Linked DNA regions of Homo sapiens: region 1 is linked to region 2. A link is a loop called in an ENCODE intact Hi-C map of the cell type or tissue named here. Cell type or tissue: mammary epithelial cell. All regions are shown on one strand. Links, peaks and the distances in the headings refer to the core of each region. The heading gives the core; the rest is flanking DNA.

Region 1 (5,397 bases), core at 140-5,139, 200 kb after region 2:
ATCTGCAGTTAAATGTGTCATGCCACTCTGCACCGATAAGGTTTTTGAAATGGAAAAAAAGGAGATAAAACATGGACCTTTTCTCATGCTACAGATCCATTTTCCCTAGATGGCCTAAAGAGGATGACTAGTTGATGGTTCTCACATACTTATGTATTCTGAGGCATAAGTGCTAATCGATTATCATCATTACAGTTTTTCATCAGGGAGCCTTTTCCTGCCTACATAGAAATTATAGATACGAGGAGAGAAAGATAAATACGGGGACACAGTAATATGTAAATATAGGATATTGAAAACTTACTGTTACAGTAATGATATATAAGAAACCACCTCAAAACTCAGTGATTTATAAAAAAAATAACCTTGACTTTACCTCACATCATATATAAAAATTAACTTGAAATGGGTCTTTGAGCTAAAAGTATGATCTATACTTGTAAATCACCTAGAAGAAATCATAGAATATCTTTTGTGACTTTAGGGTAGGAAAATGTTTCATAGATGGGACACAAAACTATAGACCATAAAAGAAAATAATTAAACTGAATTGTATCAAATTTTTTTTCATCTTCTGTTTGGAAGATACTGATGAGAAAATCAAAAGACAAGTCACAGGTTAGGAGGAAATATTTGCAAAACATATATCTGATAAAAGGCTGGAATTCAGAATATATAAAAACCTTACAAAACTCAATAATAAGGAAACAATCAATTAGAAATAGGCAACAGATTTTAACAAATACTTCGTCAAAGAAGATTAAAAACTTTAAATATGGATGGCAAATAAATTTATGAAAGAAGCTCTACATTGTTACTTTTTAGAGAAATCTGAATGAAAAACCTAATGAGATGCCACTTTACACCTACAGCAATTACTAAATAAACCAAAACAAGGACAGCCCCAACCCCCTAAATTTGACATTACCAAGAGCTACTGAATGTACAGAGTAATTTGAACACTCATACATTGTTGGTAGAATGTAATGTGGTTCAGTCACTCCATAAAACAGCTTGGCAATTTCTTACAAACATACACTTGACAAACAACTCAGCAATCCTACTCCTCAGTATTTACCTAAAAGAAATAAAATGGTATGCCCACACCAGAACACACATGTAAATATTGCTAAGTAGCTTTAATCTTAATATCCCCCAAATGTAAACAACCCCAATGTCTATCAGCTGGTGAATGGTAAAAAATAAGAACAACAACAACAATGACAAAAATAAAACCACGACTGTGTTAAATACATATAACATATAAATACATACTCAGAGATCAAAAGAACATACACGCAAAGACATAGATACATCTCAAATGTGTTATGCTAAATGAAAGAAGCCAAATTAAAAAAAAACCTTCATACTATATGATTCCATTACTTTGACTGTTTGGAAAATTGAAAACTACCAGGTACAGAAAACCAATCAGTAGTTGCCAGGGACTAAGAGTGAGGGGAGGCAATTGGCTGTAATGGGGCACAAGGGAATGTTGAATGTTGATAGAAATGTTTTAAATCTTTATTGTGATGGTGATCATGTAACTGTACATACTTCTCAAAATGCATAAAACCCTATACCCAAAACGGGTGAATTTATTTACTACAACACTGTATCTCAGTAATCCTGACCCCTTAAAGCAACAAAAACAAAACTTATTTATTTATAATCATTTATTCTCACAGATCTGCTGGTCATTTGGAGAAATTTTGCTTCAGATTGAATTACCAAGAAGTCTCTGCTTTCTATTGTTCATTTACTCATAACCAATGTGCTAGCTTGGGCATATGTCCTATTTTGGCGTAGGCATTATTAAAGTTCCTGCTTTCATAAGTTCTCCTGCCATCTCACTAGCTAAAGCAAACACTTCAAGAGCCTAAAGCGAATGATAGGAGATAAAATTCATGAAAATGCAAAATTGCACAGCAAAGGCCTAGATACAGGGAAGGGTGAAGAAGTACTGCCAGCAATTCAATACCTAAGCCAAATTGGTCATGCATGATTCTAAGGAGCCAATGGTGAATTCTATGTTTTGGATGTAATTTACCACAACTCATGTTGAAATTTGACTCCCAATGTGGCAATGTTGGAAGGTGGGGCCTAGTGGAAGGGGTTTGAGTCATTGGAGCAGATCCCTCACAAATAGATTAATGCCATCTTGTGGAGTTCTCATTCCAGTGGATTAGTTACCATGAGAGTGTGTTGTTCCTCCTTATGTTTGATCTCTTTGCACACGCCTGCTTGCCTTTCTACTTGTCTACCACAACTTGAAGCAGCACATGGCCCTCACCAGTTGCCTGTACCATGCTCTTGAACTTTCCAGCCACTGAAATTGTGAGTTAACTAAACCTCTTTTCTTATAAATTACCCAGTGTTAGATATTATGTTATGGCAACACAAAACAAATGAAGACAGTAAAAAAGGGTTGTCATCAATAATTAAATAACGGTGACATAAGCTAATTTCCCACAACCACACTAAGAGGTTATAATGAAAACAAATATCAGGCCAAATTTTACCATACATACTGAGAGTTAGTGAATAAATATTCTTTAGAAGAAGGAAGAAAAGTTTATGTAACTTCTCCTTTCAGTGGGATAAGTTCTCATTTCCTTATCTCATTTTTTTTGGTACTGATCTGATGTTGCATGAGCAGTTTACTTGAGTCAGGTATGGTAATATTCTAGATATAGGAGTCTATACCCTTAGAGATGACATATAATTATCATCGGCCAATCAAAATCCTTCATGCCAATAGATGGACAAAGGATTGTTTAAAAATCAAGGCCAAAACAGTTCTCTCAAGTTTGCAAGCTACAGAACTTGCTAGATGCATACGGTCTGTTCAATTAATGGTGCAGTGGTGCATTTAGACAATTATAATATGCCTAAAATATTTCAGCTAATCTACTTATTTTTATTATTGCTGGTTTTGCCATGAGACTTCACTTCCATATTCATTATGTTAATTAGCAAGACACTAATTTCACCAGTGAATCACTGTATCTAAAATTGAATTGTAAAATATGTGACCAGAAATAATGATTAATAAAATAATGAAATATGTGTATTTCTTCTGAAATGAGGCTTTTCTGAATGAAGAGCAAGTGACAATCCCTAAAATGTGAATCCCTGATTATAGCAATTGGCAACACCTAAGGTTTAGCTAGCCTAACATTAACAATACATATAAAAATCACAATGTCTATGCTGTAGTACTTCAAAGCAAATGATTCAGAAGATGTTTTTTGAGAGCCTCCAGGTAAACTGGTGTTCCAATACCAGAGCAGCTAGTAACTTTGCCCTAACGGGAAATCAAGTGAGGCTGAATGTGTGTGTCTGCAGTGTGCCTTTCTCAGGATACTTCCTTTATCTGACGGACAGCCTAATGCCTGGTTGTCTGACCCACGCCTAGTTTATGTCTGTCAGACCATCACTCTGCAGCTGGGAGACTGACCTTCTGTTCTCCCCACATCCTCAAGAAAACCAGGCCTGGGGAAGCCCCTAATTCTTCACATGGAAGGCACAAATTAAATAGACCAACCCAATAAAAACAAGTTTAAAGATTTTACTTACAGATCCTGAGCAAGGAGGATGCTGTAAGTTGGGAGGGTAGTCCTCCCTCCCTGGGGCCTGTGAGGCAGTAATGAAGACTCAAGCAAAGAGAGAGAGCCAGAGGGAGAGAGAGACAGAACGAACCAGTGGTATACGTAAGGGAATAGGGTGTGGATCACTTTAAGTTCTCAGGCAAATGCCTGAATGGTCCCTTTAAATGGCAGGAAAGTGGGGAGCCCAACATGCAAGGCAAGAGAGATGCATCTAAGTTCTTGGTCTTTGGACACCAGCTTGAGCCCATTTGTTTGTGGTTAGAACTGGAATGGTGACTAAGCTCTGTCTCTGGTATGAGAAAGTGAAACTTTTATTCAAAATGGATGCCAAGGCAACATAAAATTATAAGCATTAGTTACAAAATGTTTATATCAGTATTATTACAAAATAAATATCCAACAATAGAAGAATAAATTAAGTCATATTCCCGTAATACAGTATATAATATTTTGAATATTACAAAACAAAGAATACACAGATATGTTGATTGAAAGAAGCCTGTCGATTCAATTAATATGAAGTTCAAAAATTGGTGGACATAATTTGTGGTGATAGATATTTGCGGTGGGTTGAGTGTGGTATCGACTGCAAAGTGAGAATAAGAAAACCTTCTGGGTGATGGGAATATTATTTATCTAAGCACAGGTGACTATTTCCAATGTATATCCATACATAAAACATTATCAAGCAGTTCACTTATAGCTAAAATATTTTGAGTAAATTACATAACACTAATATAAAACTATTTACCTGTAATATCAAGTCCAATTCTGTTTTCAGTGGCCACATATGTATATAATAAATATATGAATATAAATTAGACAGAGAAGCAGCTATCCCTTCAGAACCATATTCTGGAATTCACGGGAATATTGGAAAGCTGTTCTCACCATCCACCTATCTACATCTTCCCCCCTCTGCCTCATTCTTGACTGCAGTTATATTTGATGAACTCGTCATCCTGTAAGTAGCAATACAAATACCGACTTCTTTGTAGTTATATCTGACTATTCTCAAATCTCTTACCCATCAGAATTGATTGTCTCAAACTCCGTGTTCTTGTAGTGATTTTTTAACATAATTTTGTCAGGTTAATTATTTAATAAGAGGTTTTTTTCATATGTGCTTACTCCCTCAAAAGATTATGAAGGTCTAGAATTGTATCTGACATACAATTTTCATCCTCCAAAACACAGACCGTGCCTGCACATGATCCTGTCTGTATTCAAAAAACAAATTATTTCTCTCTTCACCTTACAGAAACTCATAGAAATGGTTACTCTTTTGAGTTTATGAGTCTACTCTCTGTGTTCTATGGTGACAGAAAACTGAGCTTTTGTTTTTCAATGATATGTACTTTGGTTATCAATATCTTCATTGTACTATGGTAGGCATCATTTAGTAGGCTATCTATTTGTCTTCACTGGAATCCTTCCAGTTCTTTTACTATTAATGCCTTATGTCAGAAATTCTTCATCAATTGCCTAAACAGTAGCGATGGCCTCCTAATTGATTGTTCTGTATCTAATCTACCCTCAACTGCCGTAACCTTCATGAGCTCTACAAGCCATTCTTAACACTACAGAATAAAGATCTTTCTAAAGTGGTTGCTGAACTAAATGACCTTCCTACTTATTCCCATAGTAGCACTTATAACAACATATCCTACCTTTTTGTTGCTTGTCTACATTCAGCAACACATAATAATTCAGATAAGGAACTGTGTTTTCTTTAATATTCTATACCTATGATAATTCCCAGTGTCTATTGTTGCCATCTTTATGT
Region 2 (5,397 bases), core at 60-5,059:
ACATGTACCCTAGAACTTAAAGTATAATAAAAAAATAAAAAATAAATAAAAAAAATCACTATTGAGTACTAGGCTTAATACCTGGGTGAGGAAATAATCTGTACAACAAACCCCATGACATGAGTTTACCTATACAACAAACCATCACATATACCATGAATTTAAAATGAAAAGTTAAAATTAAATAAATAAAAAGTCAAGGAAAAAAATTGGATTGGCCAGGTATGATGGCTTATACCTGTAATCCCAGCACTTTGGAAGGCCAAGGTGGGAGAATCACTTGAGCCCAGGAGTTTGAGACCAGCCTGAGCACCATAGTGAGACCCCCTCTCTATGAAAAACTCAAAAGATTAGCCAAGTGTGGTGGCCTATAGTCCCAGCTACTTGGGAGGCTGAGGTGGGAGGATCTTTTGAGTCTGTGAGGTTGAGGTTGAAGTGAGCCATGATTGCACTACTGCACTCCAGCCTGGGTGACAGAGTGAGACCCTGGGTTTTTTGTTGTTGCTGTTGCTGTTGTTTGTTTTGAGACAGAGTTTTGCTCTTGTTACCCAGGCTAGAGTGCAATGGTGCGATCTCCGCTCACCGCAACCTCGGTCTCCTGGGTTCAAGGGATTTTCCTGCCTCAGCCTCCCGAGTAGCTGGGATTACAGGCATGTGCCACCACGCCTAGCTAATTTTGTTGTACTTTTAGTAGAGACAGGGTTTCTCTGTGTTGGTCAGGTTGGTCTCGAACTCCCAATCTCAGGTGATCTGCCCCCCTCGGCCTCCCAAAGTGCTGGGATTACAGGTGTGAGCCACAGCGCCCGACCTACTCTGTCTTTAAAAAAAGAAGAGAAATAAAAATTTGGATTGGATTGATAAGCAAGAGTTTGCTTGCTTACATTGGTTTTTACTAACATGACTTGCATGGGGAAAGAGAAACTAAAGGAGAGAACGATTGTTATCAGGTGTAATTCTAGGCAACTCTTTGTGGTGTATCTTAAGCCATCACTTAATGTCACCCCTCTACAATTTCACTTAATGTAACTTCCTTGCACTCTTCACTTAATTTCATTTCTATGCAGTTCGTGGAGAAAATAATTAAAAACTTAAACCATTATTCTTGGTCTTCATAGAATTCTAAACTAAAATGCAAACTGCCTTGCATTATGTGTTATTTAGGAAGTGGTGTGCATGCTCTAAAATTAAATAGAGTGAAAGCAGAAAAATAATACAATTTTATAAAACTGTTTCAAACAAAGAAATACATTTGTACTGATGAAAAATATGTCACTTAAAAATATTAACCAACTCAATCATTCTTAAAAACAAAGGAATACTTTACAAATTAGACACAATTGCTTGGGATTGCTACATTCTCCACTTGGTAAGATTCTACTCTGATTCAAAATACGCAAATAGTTTGTTCAAAAATCTCTTCATTCACCACGTCTTTACTTACTAGCACTTTTTAATCTAGTTCCTTTATTACTCATGCTCCCAAACTTTTTCTTCTCTTAAGCATATAAACCATGCTTTTTTTTTTTTGACACTTTTAATTGTTTTAATTGCTTAGAATTTTGCATGCTTTACCTTCTTTAATGCTAACAACCCTGCAGGGAGACAATATTGTTAGCCTCATTTCACAAGGGAGCTAAGCTACAGATAAACTGTCACTGGCTTGAATTTTTAGTGGTGCCCCTGGCATGAGCAGTCTGGTCCTAGAGTCCATGCTCTTAATCACTACGTGGTGTTACCTCCTATATGTCTTCTTAAGTAAAATATGTCATTCTTTTTTTTAATCCAGCTTTCACCCTAATTATACTGTGAACCTTTTATTTATCCATTTGGTTACTAAATGTGCCGCTGTGCCAAGCACTGGAGATAAAGAGAAAAATAAAGCAAAACCCCTGTGCTCATTTAACTCACAAAGTAGTGAGGGAAGAAGCTATGAAGAACAGGCAGTAGGGGGAGTGCTATGGTAGACATAAATCCAGACTGTAGAGGCAAACAGAAGGAGCACTGTGCTGAGAGTCAGGTAAGGTTTCCTGACAAAAGTCATGCCAAGGTTGAGTGGTTTTAAAAAATATTTTATGTATTGAATTGACAAATAAAATTGTATATGTTTATTATGTGTTAGAAGTTGTTCTGAAATATGTATACATTGTGGAATGGCTAGATCAAGCTAACTAATATATGCATTACCTCACATACTTTTCATCTTTGTGGTGAGAATATTTAAATCTGCTCTCCTAGCAATTTTCAAGAACACAATACAGTTATTAACTAAAGCCACCGTGTGTTCATCAACGAATGGTAAAAGAAAATGTGGTGTAATATACCCAATGGAATACTATTTAACCTAAACTGAATTTTGAGGAATGTGTAGGAGAAAGCTGGCCACTGGAAAAGTGAGGTGATAGGACATATCAGGCAGCCGTGTTACTTGTCTAAACGCTGGGCAGTGAGACCAAGCATGGAGTTTTGTGGATGTACTAGTAGGTAAGTATGATTGAAGTATAAACTGTAAGGTGGGAAGCTGTCATAAATGAGGCTATGAAGAAAGTAGAAGACTTGTATGTAGGAATGGCATGATGACATTTGCACCTTAGAAAAATGGTTCTAAGGAAAGGACTGGGAATGGTTTGTTTGGGGAGCACTCCAGATTAGAGTGAAGGAGGCCTGTTGGGAGGCCATTGCCGTGAACTAGGAGAGAGACGACGGTCACCTCGAAGTAGCTATACCAAGGATGGGTAAAATGGCCAGATCGGATAGATGTAAAGACTGATTTGGAAATGATAACTTTTGGTGAACGATTGAATTTGGTGTTGGGGGAGAACAGAGAGAAATATGGTGGGATAACTAGATTTTTATCTTGTACAATTTGACAGGTGGTGATGCTGATTACCAAGATAAAAGACTGAATAAAGCTCATAGGTTTAGTCTTGGACAGATTAATTTGAAGTCTCTAAGTGACACCTGAGTGGAGAAATCAAGTAGTATTTGGGTGTATGATAAAGTTTGGAAGAAAGTTTTGAAGATGAGTCTCTCTGAGGACAGGAATCTTTTCATATTAAAAAGTATTTGGCATATACAGCCAACCCTTCATATTTGAGGGATCTGCATCCAGAGATTCAATCAATCATAGATCAAAAATATTTTAAAAAATAATTAAATAATAAAATTTAATAACACATCAATACAAATAATACAAATAAAAAAAATGCAATATAACAATGATGTAAATGGTATTTACATTGTATTAGGTATAATAACCTGGAGATGATGGAAAGTATACAGGAGGATATGCATAGGTTATGTACCAAAACAACATTTTATATAAGGGACTTGAGTATTGGCAGATTTTGGTAACGTCAAGGGTCCTGGAACCAATGCAGTTAACAAGGGACAACTGTAATATTTGAGCACAAAATTTGACAAACAAAATTTTGTTTTGTAAATACTTGCTATATCATTTATGTAAAAGTCCAGTTCTTCCAAAGGTTGGACTCTTGTGAGCACTACAAGTAAAAATACTTTTATTAATATTCCTATAAGTTTCTGAATTTTCTTTTGATGTGATATTATCAGATATGTCAAGAAATTCCTTCTGTCTCAGCAATGATTGAGCCAAGATGTGAAGGTTAGCAGGAGTTAACTAGGAAAAGGGGGCTGTGGAAAATGTTTCAGCACGCAAAGACATTGAAGTTATGATTTAAATTGGACTTGACTTTTCAATACCTGAAAATGTAATGGTTCTAATATGTGAAAATGATCAGAAAGATAAGTATCTGCAAGAGATATCTAGAAGCAAAAAATGAAGATTCCAAAAAACATATTTGAAAGCAGAGGTGGGAAATAGAAAAATGTTTTTTGTTGATTGTATTTTGCAGTGTTCAGCTTGTTCAATCAGCCAACTTAATAAAAATAAAAATTTCTTGTAAATCTAGTAGAAACGTTTTCTTGGCCAAAAAATATTCACCCATGCAAGTGGAACTATTGTTAAACAATGTTTAAGTGATGTTAGTTTGTTTGGTGCACCCATATTTGTTCTTGGACCTTCACTTCTGTTTAGGCATTGAAGGAACTGTAGTACTTTATGCCAAAGAACTAAGGGACTAGAAAGCCAGTCTGTCATTTACTTATATCCATCAACCAATATGTATATTTTGAGAACCTATCTTGACAAAGGGTGCTATCAGAAAGATATTACCTTTAAAGTATACATGTATTATATGTAAAAAATACAGTAATGTATGCATTACATATGTAAATTCATATATGTATATGAAATATATATGTACCTATATGAATATAAAAAGAAATCCAGTAATATATGTGTATATATGTATGTGTGTACTATTTCTGTTTGCAGGAAATAGCATGATGTTTCACATTGGTGCACAAGAGTAGGGAAAGCTGTAATAACGTGCATATGTTTTTGTCCTAAAAGGAGCTTGTGAAAATCTAGATTTGCTTCAACAATATGAACAGATTAGAAAATGGCTTTGGAATTTACTTTATTGAAAAATGGTTCAGTAATGGCAACTTCTAAATAGGAAATTGCACACATTTCTTGAAAATGGAATTAAATTTGCAAAAGGCTTATTGGGGACACATCTGTTATGCAAAGCAAAGTGTAGCTGTTCAGTGAGTAGGAAAGCAGTATGGCCATGCTTGACTCCTTCATGACTTGGAGGAGAGAAGACGTAGTCATCCAGGTGCTCCGTTTACTTCCAAACATCTGAGCAAGCTTTTTTTTTTCCCAAAGATCTAAATGAATTTTCTGAAAGATACTAGTAAACGCATCAATTAGAGTAATGTTTTCTTTTAGTGACCAATGTAAAATAATTTATAATCAGTTGCTATGGCTTTGTTATAGAACCTATGTTAACGCATGGTGTTTGGCTATCATAAAATATTTCATATAGCTTAAATTATATAGATGGCTCTGTCCCATTTGGCATCTTTCATTAATAATTGTATGTAAAGCTATGTCTCATGATTATATGCGATAATGGTGTACATTTTTTCTTATAAGTCAAGCAATGAATTAATTGGGAAAGAGTTTGTTCTATAACCAAACTAGATGCTTTCTATAGTCATATATATGATATTATGTAGAAAAACACAGTAGAGGCTGGCTGAATTGTGCTTTACATTTCATTCAGACATAGTGGTGTTTATTTTCGCTTTAGGACATAGGGAAGAATCAGACTCAATATATAGTTCTTCACTGACTAATTTAGAAATTGCCAAAGTTTGTGTTGTTCACTAGAAAAATTAGGTGATAAATTTAAACGGTTGTTCACATAAGCAGCTTCAAACAAATTGTTATTGAAGACAAAATAAGATTGGCCAGAATGATCATATTTGTTGCCCTCATTGATTTAAATCCCTAGATAAAATTCAAAATTT

What was found. A loop is a pair of places that touch in the nucleus more often than their neighbours do. Peaks named below come from ENCODE experiments on the same cell type or tissue, not always from the same donor. Only the 100,000 strongest peaks of a DNase experiment are listed, where the experiment ranks them.
Region 1: it touches region 2 in a loop (17-fold over the local background); 1 of 110 quality-filtered maps calls a loop at or near these places.

The regions. Positions count from the first base shown.
Region 1 is chr12:33,826,432-33,831,828 of GRCh38, forward strand. No RefSeq gene overlaps it. Among named protein-coding and RNA genes, the nearest start is that of ALG10, 190 kb to the right of the region's middle. In mammary epithelial cell, for the core only: no CTCF peak of the experiment used is centred there; a DNase peak (open chromatin) is centred at 2,090.
Region 2 is chr12:33,626,345-33,631,741 of GRCh38, forward strand. No RefSeq gene overlaps it. Among named protein-coding and RNA genes, the nearest start is that of SYT10, 190 kb to the left of the region's middle. In mammary epithelial cell, for the core only: a CTCF peak has its summit at 1,940; no DNase peak of the experiment used is centred there; H3K27me3 peaks cover 120 bases.